2 separate regions of the Homo sapiens genome follow, and region 2 is linked to region 1. A link is an interaction called in ENCODE POLR2A ChIA-PET data of the cell type or tissue named here. Cell type or tissue: Panc1. All regions are shown on one strand. Links, peaks and the distances in the headings refer to the core of each region. The heading gives the core; the rest is flanking DNA.

Region 1 (5,377 bases), core at 311-5,310:
CAGTTTTATCATCTCTTCTCCACCATGATGCAATCTTCCCAAGTAGTTACTATCGTGGTGCTTTAATGCTGAAACAAACCATATCAGGCCGGGCGTGGTGGCTCACGCCTGTAATCCCAACACTTTGGGAGGCCAGGCGAGCGGATCATGAGGTCAGGAGTTCGAGACTAGCCTGGCAAACATGGCGAAACCCTGTCTCTACTAAAAATACAAAAATTAGCTGGGCGTGGTGGGGGGCACCTGTAATTCCAGCTACTCAGGAGGCTGAGGTAGGAGAATCGCTTGATCCCGGGAGGCAGAGGTTGCAGTGAGCCGAGATCGCACCGCTGCACTCCAGCTTGGATGACAGAGCGAGACTCCATCTCAAAAAACAAAACAAAACAAAAAAACCCTGTATCAGCTACATTTGATATAATTTTGATTCTCAGTAAAACATGGAGCAGTCTTTAGATGCTATATTGCAAAACTATGTACCCTGGTATGAGAAGTCTTTATTTGTAAAATCTTGCTCAGAACTAAAGCTTATATTGATTTACGTAAAACAAAATCATCACAAAAAAAGCTAGGTGCAATATGCCTTTAATCAATCCCTTTGTCCTGAAAAACTGAGTTAATGACCAAGGATAAAGCTATGAAAAATCAGTTCATGCTAAGCATAAATCCTTTCAGTCATACTGTATTTATAGTCAATACCAAATGGTAAATAAAGATAAATCGTAGTAAGAATTTACTCACCCTCTTCTCTCCAAGCAGGCAAAGTCAAAAATGAACTGAACTTCAGAAGTGAACTTCAGAAGTAAAGTGACCAGGGTAAATAGGGGTGAGGGAGAGGTGCCCTCAGGGCAAGAGAGTTTTAGCACAATTTGGTAAAGTTCTCTATCCCTTCAACCCTTTTAGAGAGTAAAAAATACTTAAAGAATAAATGTGCTTACAAAGTCTAATTTCCTTCAAATTTCAGTGCAATAGTAATAGAACACTATTAGAAATGTAAAAGGCTGGGCATAGTGGTGTGCCCCTGTAGTCCCAGCTACTCAGGAGGCCAAGGTGGGAGGATCACTTGAGCCCAGGGATTCAAGGCAGCAGTGAGCTATGATGGTGCCACTGCACTGCAGCCTGGGCAACAAGGCAAAACCTCGTCTCTAAAAAAATAAAATTTTTGGCCAGGCGGGGTGGCTCACGCCTGTAGACTTAGCACTTAGGGAGGCAGGTGAACACCTGAGCTCAGGAGTTCAAGACCAGCCTGGCCAACATGGTAAAACCACATCTCTACTAAAAATACAAAAATTATCTGGGCGTGGTGGTGTGCACCCGTAGTCCCAGCTACTCGGGAGGCTGAGGCAGGAGAATCACTTGAACCCGGGAGGTGGAGGTTGCAGGGAGCTGAGATTGTGCCATTCCACTTCAGCCTGGTCAACAGAGTGAGACTCTGTCTCAAAAAAAAAAAAAAAAAAAAAAAATTTTTTTTTTTTAAATTTTAGAAAAAGAAACTAACAAGCCTCAGCTAAGTGCCATGGCTCATGCCTGTAATCCCAGCACTTTGGGAGGCTGAGGCGGGAGGACGGCTTGATGCCAGGAGACCAGCCAGGAGTTGAGACCAGCCAAGACAACACAGCAAAACCCCATCCCTACCAAAAAAACAAACAAAAAACCCTAATAAGCCTCCGAGGTAGAAAATAATGTTTGAGACGGAGTCTCACTCTGTCACCCAGGCTGGAGTGCAGTGGCACAATCTCAGCGCACTGCAACCTCCGCCTCCCAGGTTCAAGTGATTCTCCTGCCTCAGCCTCCTCAGTAGCTGGGATTACAGGCACGCACCACCATGGCCTGGCTAATTTTTGTATTTTTAGTAGAGATGAGGTTTCGCCATGTTGGTCAGGCTGGTCTCGAACTCCTGACCTTGTGATCCGCCCGCCTTGGCTTCCCAAAGTGCTGCGATTACAGGCGTGTGCCACCGTGCCCAGCAATTTTTGTGTGTGTGTGAGACGGAGTCTTGCTGTTGCCCAGGCTGGAGTGCAGTGGCGCGATCTTGGCTCACTGCATGCTCCACCTCCTGGGTTCATGCCATTCTCCTGCCTCAGCCTCCCGAGTAGCTGGGACTACAGGTGCCCACCACCATGCCCGGCTAATTTTTTGTATTTTTTAGTAGAGACGGGGTTTCACTGTGTTAGCCAGGATGGTCTCGATCTCCTGAACTCGTGATCTGCCCGCCTCGGCGTCCCAAAGTGCTGGGATTACAGGTGTGACTTAGGACCATCTTTTTATTTTCTGGTTATATTAATATTTAGATAGTACAACTAAGTTCTAGAATTCACAACTTATGAGGGATTTTATTTTCCTATTTATGATAGAACAGGAAAGCCAAATAAAAGGTTTCATCCTAAAACTAACTTTTGAATGAACAATGCTTACCTATTACACAAGTGGCATTTTCTGAATAATAAATTTGGAACTAAAACTTAAAAGCCTTAACTCATAGTACTTCCCCTTCTTCCTTTCCTGCTCCAAACCTTTTCTCCAGTCATTTCCAGACTCTCTGATCCTTTTCAATTTCTGCTTATCATTTGTTTTTTTCTTCCAATTTCTTAAGAGTTTCCTCATTTTTTTAAATGTATTTATTTATTGATTGAGACGGAGTTTCGCTCTTGCTGCCCAGGCTGGAGTGCAGTGGTGCAGTCTCGGCTCACTGCAACCTCCGCCTCCTGGGTTCAAGCGGATTCTCCTGCCTCAGCCTCCCGTGTAGCTGGGATTACAGGCGCCTGCCACCAAGCCCAGCAAATTTATTTGTATTTTTAGTAGAGACGGAGTTTCACCATGTTGGCCAGGCTGGTCTCAAACGCCTGACCTCAGGTGATCTGCCCACCTTGGCCTCCCAAAGTGCTGGGATTACAGGCGTGAGCCACTGCGCTTGGCCACGGTTTTCTCCTTTTAAATGTCAAGAAAGCTGTCCCTGTTCCACGTCTTCCTTTTTAATTTCCAATTGTCCTATGCTTGTTTTCATCTTTAATTTAAAAAGAGAGGCCTGGCGCGGTGGCTCATGCCTGTAATCCCAGCACTTTGGGAGGCCGAGGCAGACGGATCACGAGGTCAGGAGATCGATACCATCTTGGCTAACACGGTGAAACCCCGTCTCTACTAAAAATACAAGAAATTAGCCGGGCGCGGTGGCGGGCGCCTGTAATCCCAGCTACTCGGGAGGCTGACACAGGAGAATGGCATGAACCTGGGAGGCGGAGCTTGCAGTGAGCCGAGATAGCGCCACTGCAGTCCTGCCTGGGCGAAAGAGCGAGACTCCGTCTCAAAAAAAAAAAAAAAAAGAGAGAATCAGCAAGTAAGATTGAACTTTTACACTCCAATTTTCAATAGGTTCCTGTCTGTCTAATACACTCCCCAAGATACTATCTTTCCTTCCTAAGGCCCTAATAGTAGTCAACACCTAGATTACAGGCACTCTTCAGGAATCTGTGAACCTGGAGTGAATGCGAGTCAAAGGTAGAAAATAAGAACACTCTACATCTATACATAAAAGGCAGAAAACTTTAGAGGAGAAAAACACCTTGCGTGATTTCGAAAGAACTGCACATGCGTTAATTACAATCTTCCAAAGTCCATGGGGTTGGGGAGGAAGGGTTGGCAAAAAGGAGTCCGATGCAGAAAAAGACATTAAGTTAACTGAGAAAGTACACTTAACCCACTGACCTAGTTTCTAACAGAAAACCTGCTCATCTCTATGCTTTCACTCCAAGAGGTGAGTTCATTGTTAATTTAAGCAATTTCAAGTTCTAGCTGCATATTATCTGGTATCTGAAGGAGATTTAGAACTTTTTCAAAAACAACTCAAGCTTATTAGAAATTCTAATCAAATTTCACATTTGAAATAAAGGTTACTATCTTTTAAAAAGTTGGCCCGGCCGGGTATGGTGGCTCACACCTGTAATCCCAGCACTTTGGGAGGCTGAGGCAGGCAGATCATGAGGTCAGGAGATCGAGAAACATGGTGAAACCCCGTCTCTACTAAAAATACAAAAATTAGCTGGGCGTGGTGGTGCGTGCCTGTAACCCCAGCTACTTGGGAGGCTGAGGCAGGAGAATCACTTGAACCAGGGAGTTGGAGGTTGCGGTGAGCAGAAATTGTGCCACTGCACTCCAGCCTGTGAGACTCCATCTCAAAATAAATAAATAAATAAATAATAAAAAAAGTTTGTTAGTGTCAAACACAGCACTGCTTATATTTCTCACATATTTCTAAAACTGAGGGCTTATATTTCTCATGTACTTCCAAAACTGAGGGTTAGAGGGAAATTTCTACTTCTCTAGATTTATCTGGCTCTAGCTGAAGTCATTAGATATAAATGAACTGTTTTTTTCCAAAGAGTTTTTGGCTAAATTATGGTAACACTGCAGTTGATGGTTTCCTGGACAGAAATTTTGCATTGGTCAAGTGCTGGATTAGTTAAAACATGTTCCAATGCCTAAGTGAAGGAATTCTGGAGGGGCATACAGCACCTACAGTTTACATAGATGTGGCTTTGCCCAGGCAATTTCATTTACCAAATGGGTTGTGCCTCAATTAACCAGAACAGCATTACCACCTAAGCATGAGATTATATTAAGGACAATAAATGTCCCCCATTTTAAAATGTAGCTTTTAAATACACATTTAAAAATGTACCTCAATTTCACCCGGCCCAAAGTTGTGAATATTCTTATAATAAATTCTCTGTAAGTTACAGAAATCCAATTTTGGGGGGATATACTGAATTACATTTAACAGACTGGGGAAAAAAGTACATTAGGGGGTCTATCATGAGCCAGTTTATAAAATAAAATATTTGGAATAAGCATGATGGCTGTATTTAAAGCAGAATACTTCTATATAATCTACTTCCTTAATAGCCAATGAAAAATGAACTATAAAATCCTAAATACAAAGCTGAACTAATGTGTTTTTTCTCTTTATCGGATTTAAAATAGATTTCTTTCCCTCTGAGAAAGTGAAAAGATTTTATGATTATGTAAGATACTGTATTTTACATATTAATACAATTTCTAAGGGGATCATTGGGATGCTGAATCTTACCTTATGCATATTTATAATACTGAAGATACCCTGGGTTCAAAAATATTAAAATGTCACTGTACTAGAGAATCAACATATGGGTATTTTAATGAATAATTTAACAATTTTGCTTTAAAAATCTTTTATGTACAAAAAAAGTCAAGCATAGGCTGGGCGTGGTGGCTCAAGCCTGTAATCCCAGCACTTTGGGGGGCCGAGGTGGGCAGATCACTTGAGGTCAGGAGTTTGAGACCAGCCTGGCCAACATGGCAAAACCCCATCTCTACTAAAAACACAAAAATTAGCAGGGCGTGATGGCAC
Region 2 (5,306 bases), core at 1-5,000, 240 kb before region 1:
ACCATGGAAACAGTAGGTGATGACAGGATGGTAATAAGCATGAAATTCAAAACCAGAAAGGTGAGCTGATGCTGGAGCTACAGGGTCTTTACTATCTGCAACTGGAGTGGACCATTTCTGCTGTCTTGTCCTTGATATGACACTGACATGAAGATACAGTAAGACTGAAAGTAAAGATTAGGAAAAACGCTTATCAGGTAAATACTTACAAAAATAAAGCTGTATTGGCTGGGCACGGTGGCTCACTCCTGTAATCCCAGCACTTTGGGAGGCCGAGGCAGGAAGATCACGAGGTCAGGAATTCAAGACCAGCCTGGCCAACATAGTGAAACCCCATCTCTACTAAAAATACAAAAACTTAGTCGGGCGTAGTGGCGGGCGCCTGTAATCCCAGCTACTCAAGAGGCTGAGGCAGGAGAATCGCTGGAACCCGGGAGGCGGAGGTTGCAGTGAGCGGAGATGGCAGCACTACACTCCAGTCTGGGCAACAGTGTGAGACTCCACCTCAATAAATAAATAAATAAATAAATAAATAAATAAATAAAGCTGTATTAATTAGCCAGGGTGATGGTATGCGCCTGTAGTCCCAGCTACTCGGGAGGCTAAGGCAGAGGATCACTTGTGCCCAGGAGATCAAGGCTGCAGTGAGCTGTGATCACACCACTGCACTCCAGCCTGGGTGACAGAGCAAGACCCTTTCTCAAAAAAATAAATAAATAAATAAACAATAACATATAAAATTTAAAAATATAAAACTGGCTGGGCGCGGTGGCTCACGCCTGTAATCCCAGCACTTTAGGAGGCCAAGATGAGATCACCTGAGGTCAGGAGTTCAAGACCAGCCTGGCCAACATGGTGAAACCCCATCTCTACTAAAAATACAAAATAAGCCAGGCATGGTGGCATGTGCCTGTAATCTCAGCTACTTGAGAGGCTGAGGCAGGAGAATCGCTTGAACCAGGGAGGTGGAGGTTGCAGTGAGCTGAGATCGTGCCATTGCACTCCAGCCAGGGCAAAAAGAGCAAAACTCCATCTCAAAAAAAAAAATACATAAATAAAATAGAACAAAATAAATAAAAAATAAATAATATAAAAAACCACTCTAAAGATAAAGAGGCACAAACATGATAAAAGGAAAAATTCACCATGAAAATATTAGTATAAAAACTTTGAACTTGCTTGTACCCAATAACATAGTCTCAGTTAAAAATGCATTGATAAATTTGACTTTTTTTTTTTGAGACAGGGTCTCACTCTATTGCCCAGGTTGGAGTGCAGTGGCACTATCACAGCTCACTGCATCCTCAACTTACTGGACTCAAGGAATCCTCCCACCTCAGCCTGCTGAGTAGCTGGGACCACATGTGTGCACCACCGTGCCCAACTAATTTTTTTAATTTTTAGTAGAGATAGGATCTGCCATGTTGCCCAGGCTGGTCTCAAACTCCTGGACTCAAGGGATCCTCCCACCTCGGCCTTCCAAGTGCTGCGATTACAGGCATGAGCCACTGCACCTGGCCAAACTTGACTACTTTAAATTGAAAGACTTCCATGTGACCAAAGACACTATTGACAAAAAAGTATCCTAGCCACAGATTCAGTACATGTCTGTAACAAAAATAGCAAAAGGGGAGGGATTAGAATAATGAATTATATAAAAGGGCTACTACAAATGCATAAGAAAAAGAAAAACAAGTCAATCAAAAATGGACAAAAGTCAGCCCAGCATGGTGGCTCACATCTGTAATCCCAGCACTTTGGGAGGCCAAAGCAGGCAGATCACCTGAGCTCAGGAGTTCAAGACGAGCCTGGTCAACTTGGTGAAACCCCATCTCTACTAAAAATACAAAAAAATTAGCCAGGCGTGGTGGCGGGTGCCTGTAATCCCAGCTACTGGGGAGGCTGAGGCAGGAGAATCACTTGAACCCGGGAGGCAGAGGTCGCAGGGAGCTGAGATCACGCCACTACACTCCAGCCTGGGCAACAGAGGAAGACTGTCTCAAAGAAAAAAAGGACAAAAGTTATAAGTTAGCATTTTACAGAAGAAGAAAAATATATGGCCAATAAACATATGAAAAGATCACTATCACATTAATCAAATTTAAACCATGATAAGATGCCATTTCATACCCATCAGATAAGCAAAACCAAAAGGTCTGAAAATATCAACTGTTGGTGATAACAAAGAGCACCAAGAATTCTCATTCACTGCTAGTACAGGTTGTAAATTGGTATGATCACTTTGGAGAGCAAGTTAGCACCATTTCACAAAGTTGAATACGTGTATACCCTGTGACCCAGCACTCCAGTCTTAGGTAAATACCCTATAAATTCTTGCCCCCATACACAAGGACATACACAAGAATGTTGTTTCAAACAACATTGTTTGAAATGGCCAAAGAAAAGAAAAACAAGGCCAGGCGCAGTGGCTCACGCCTGGAATCCCAGCCCTTTGGGAGGCCGAGGCAGGCAGATTGCCTGAGCTCAGGAGTTCGAAACCAGCCTGAGCAACATGGTGAAACCCCATCTCTACTAAAAATACAAAAATTTAGCCGGGCCTGGTGGCAGACGCCTGTAATCCCAGCTACTTGGGAGGCTGAGGCAGGAGAATCACTTGAACCCGGGAGGTGGAGGTTGCAGTGAGCTGAGATCATGCCACTGCATTCCAGCCTGGGCAACAGAGCGAGACTCCATCAAGAAAGAAAGAAGAAAGAAAGAGGGAAGGAAAGAAAGAAAGTAGAAAGAAAAAAAGAAAGAAAGAAAGAAAGAAAGAAAGAAAGAGAGAAAGAAAGAGAGAGAGAAAGAAAGAGGGAGGGAGGGAGGGAGGAGAAAGAAAGAGAAAACAAATCTAAATGTCCGTCAACAGGAATTTTTTTTAACTTTGAATGCTCCAAGGAATGATTTTTAATCCAATTAATTCATAATGCATTGCCAAATCAGTTTCAAGGTCAGTACTCCTTCCTTGGATAGATTTCAAATGCTTGTAATTTAATATTTGCATCTTGTATCCCTTTCACATATATGAATACGTGTAAACACTCTAAATAAGGGAAAGGCTACCCTGAGCAGTTGGTGTCATTAACTGGAAAAAGCTGTGTGGCTCTTTGTCTCCCACAGTGGCTCACAGGATTGAAATGCCTTGTTGAGTTTACCATGGTTCAGATACTGGCCCTCCGATATGCTAGTCTGAAACTTGATTTGTCACTTCACTAAAGGTAAATCTGTGTGTGTAGGAGGACTCACATTTGCCAAGAGACTGATACATGAAATTAGAATATCAATTTTTTTTTTTGAGACAGGGTCTCTCACTTGGTCACCCAGGCTCAAGTACAGTGGTGCAGTCATGGCTCACTGCAGCCTCAACCTCCCAAGCTCAAGCAATCCTCCCACTTTAGCCTCCCAAGTAGCTGGGACCACAGGTGCACACCACCATGCCCAGCTAACTTTTTAATTTTTTTTTTGTAGAGGCGAGGTCTCCCTATGTGGTCCAGGCTGGTCTCGAACTCCTGTGCTCAAGTGATCCTCACACCTCAGCCTCCTGGGATTACAGGCCTGAGCCACCACATCTGGCCTCATTTTTTTTTTTTTTTGAGACGGAGTCTCACTCTGTCACCCAGGCTGGAGTGCAATGGCGCAATCTCAGCTCACTGCAACCTCCACCTCCTGGGTTCAAGTGATTCTCCTGCCTCAGCTTCCGGAGTAGCTGGGATTATAGGTGCACACCACCATGCTCGGCTAATTTTTATATTTTTTAGTAGAGACGGGGTTTCACCATGTTGGTCAGGCTGGTCTCAAACTCCTATCCTTGTGATCCACCCGCCTCAGCCTCCCTAAGTGCTGGCATTACAGGCGTGAGCCACCACACCCAGCCTTTTTTTTTTTTTTTTTTTTTTTGAGACAGGGTCTCACTCTCTCGCCCAGACTGGAGTGCAGTGGTGCAATCTTGGCTCACCACAACCTCCACTTCCTAGGCTCAAGAGATTCTCCTGCCTCAGCCTCCCAAGTAGCTGGGATTACAGGCACATATCACCACTACCCGGCTAGTTTTTGTATTTTTAGTAGAGACGGGGTTTCACCATGTTGACCAGGCTGGTCTCGAACTTCTGACCTCAAATGATCCACCCGCCTCGGCCTCCCAAAGTGCTGGGATTACAGACATGAGCCACCACACCCGGCCTGGCCTCAATTTTTTAATTTATAATGAGATGTGGGTCTGCTTGAGGGTCATGAGAAGCCCAATTATAACTAGAAGATTTATTGATGAACATGAAATCAGTTGCATTCAGCTAAGATACATTCACAAGAATGTAAACACCATGATGGTAAAGATTTGTCTGATTTTTCTACTGTTATAATTCCAGAGATTTTAATAGTACCTGACACAGTAAAAAAAATCTGTTAAACAAATGAATGAATAAAGACAGACTGATGTATCTATCTCCACAATATACAGATACCTGACCGGGCGCATTGGCTCACACCTGTAATCCCAGCACTTTGAGAGGCCGAGGTGGGCGGATCATGAGGGCAAAAGATGGAGACCATCCTGGCCAACATGGTGAAACCCCATCTATAATCCCAGCTACTTGGGAGGCTGAGGCAGGAGAATTGCTTGAACCAGGGAGTCAGAGGTTGCAGTGAGCCAAGATCGCGCCACTGCACTCCAGCCTGGTGAAAGAGTGAGACTCTGTCTCAAAATAAATAAATAAATATAAATATATATATATATACAGATCCCTGTCTCAAGATTCAGCCACTAAAGTTCTTGCATCAGGGTATTCTTGTGCCCACTGCAGTACCAGCTTGAGTGGTGCCAATTTGCTAATTTTGGCCTTTGAGGTTCTTCTTTTTCTGTGTGTCCAGGACTGAACCTAATAAAACCTTTAGTTGCCTACCCTAAGCCATTCCCTTCTTTTTTTTTTTTTTTTTTTTTTTTTTTTTTTTTTTTTTTTTTGAGACTGAGTTTCACTCTGTTGCCCAGGCTGGAGTACAATGGCGCAATCTCGGCTCTCTGCAACCTCCGCTTCCCGGGTTCAAGTGATTCTCTTGCCTCAGCCTCTTGAGTAGCTAGGATTACAGGCATACACCACCATGCCTGGCTAAAATTTTTGTATTTTTAGTAGAGACGGGGTTTCACCATGTTGGCCAGGCTGGTCTCAAACTCCTGACCTCAGGTGATCCACCTGCCTCAGCCTCCCAAAGTCCTGGGATTACAGGCATGAGCCACCACGCCCGGCTGCCCCACTAATTTTTTGTATTTTTAGTATAGACGAGGTTTCACCATGTTGGCCAGGCTAATTTTGAAC

Evidence for each region. Peaks named below come from ENCODE experiments on the same cell type or tissue, not always from the same donor. Only the 100,000 strongest peaks of a DNase experiment are listed, where the experiment ranks them.
Region 2: POLR2A ChIA-PET joins it to region 1 with 10 read pairs; 2 of 35 experiments call an interaction of 5 or more read pairs at or near these places.

The regions. Positions count from the first base shown.
Region 1 is chrX:23,996,298-24,001,674 of GRCh38, forward strand. All of the region lies in intron 3 of KLHL15 (kelch like family member 15), which reads right to left. Among named protein-coding and RNA genes, the nearest start is that of KLHL15, 28 kb to the right of the region's middle. In Panc1, for the core only: no CTCF peak of the experiment used is centred there; no DNase peak of the experiment used is centred there.
Region 2 is chrX:23,756,946-23,762,251 of GRCh38, forward strand. The region is part of intron 4 of SAT1-DT (SAT1 divergent transcript); the gene reads right to left. Among named protein-coding and RNA genes, the nearest start is that of ACOT9, 16 kb to the left of the region's middle. In Panc1, for the core only: no CTCF peak of the experiment used is centred there; no DNase peak of the experiment used is centred there; H3K27ac peaks cover 875 bases.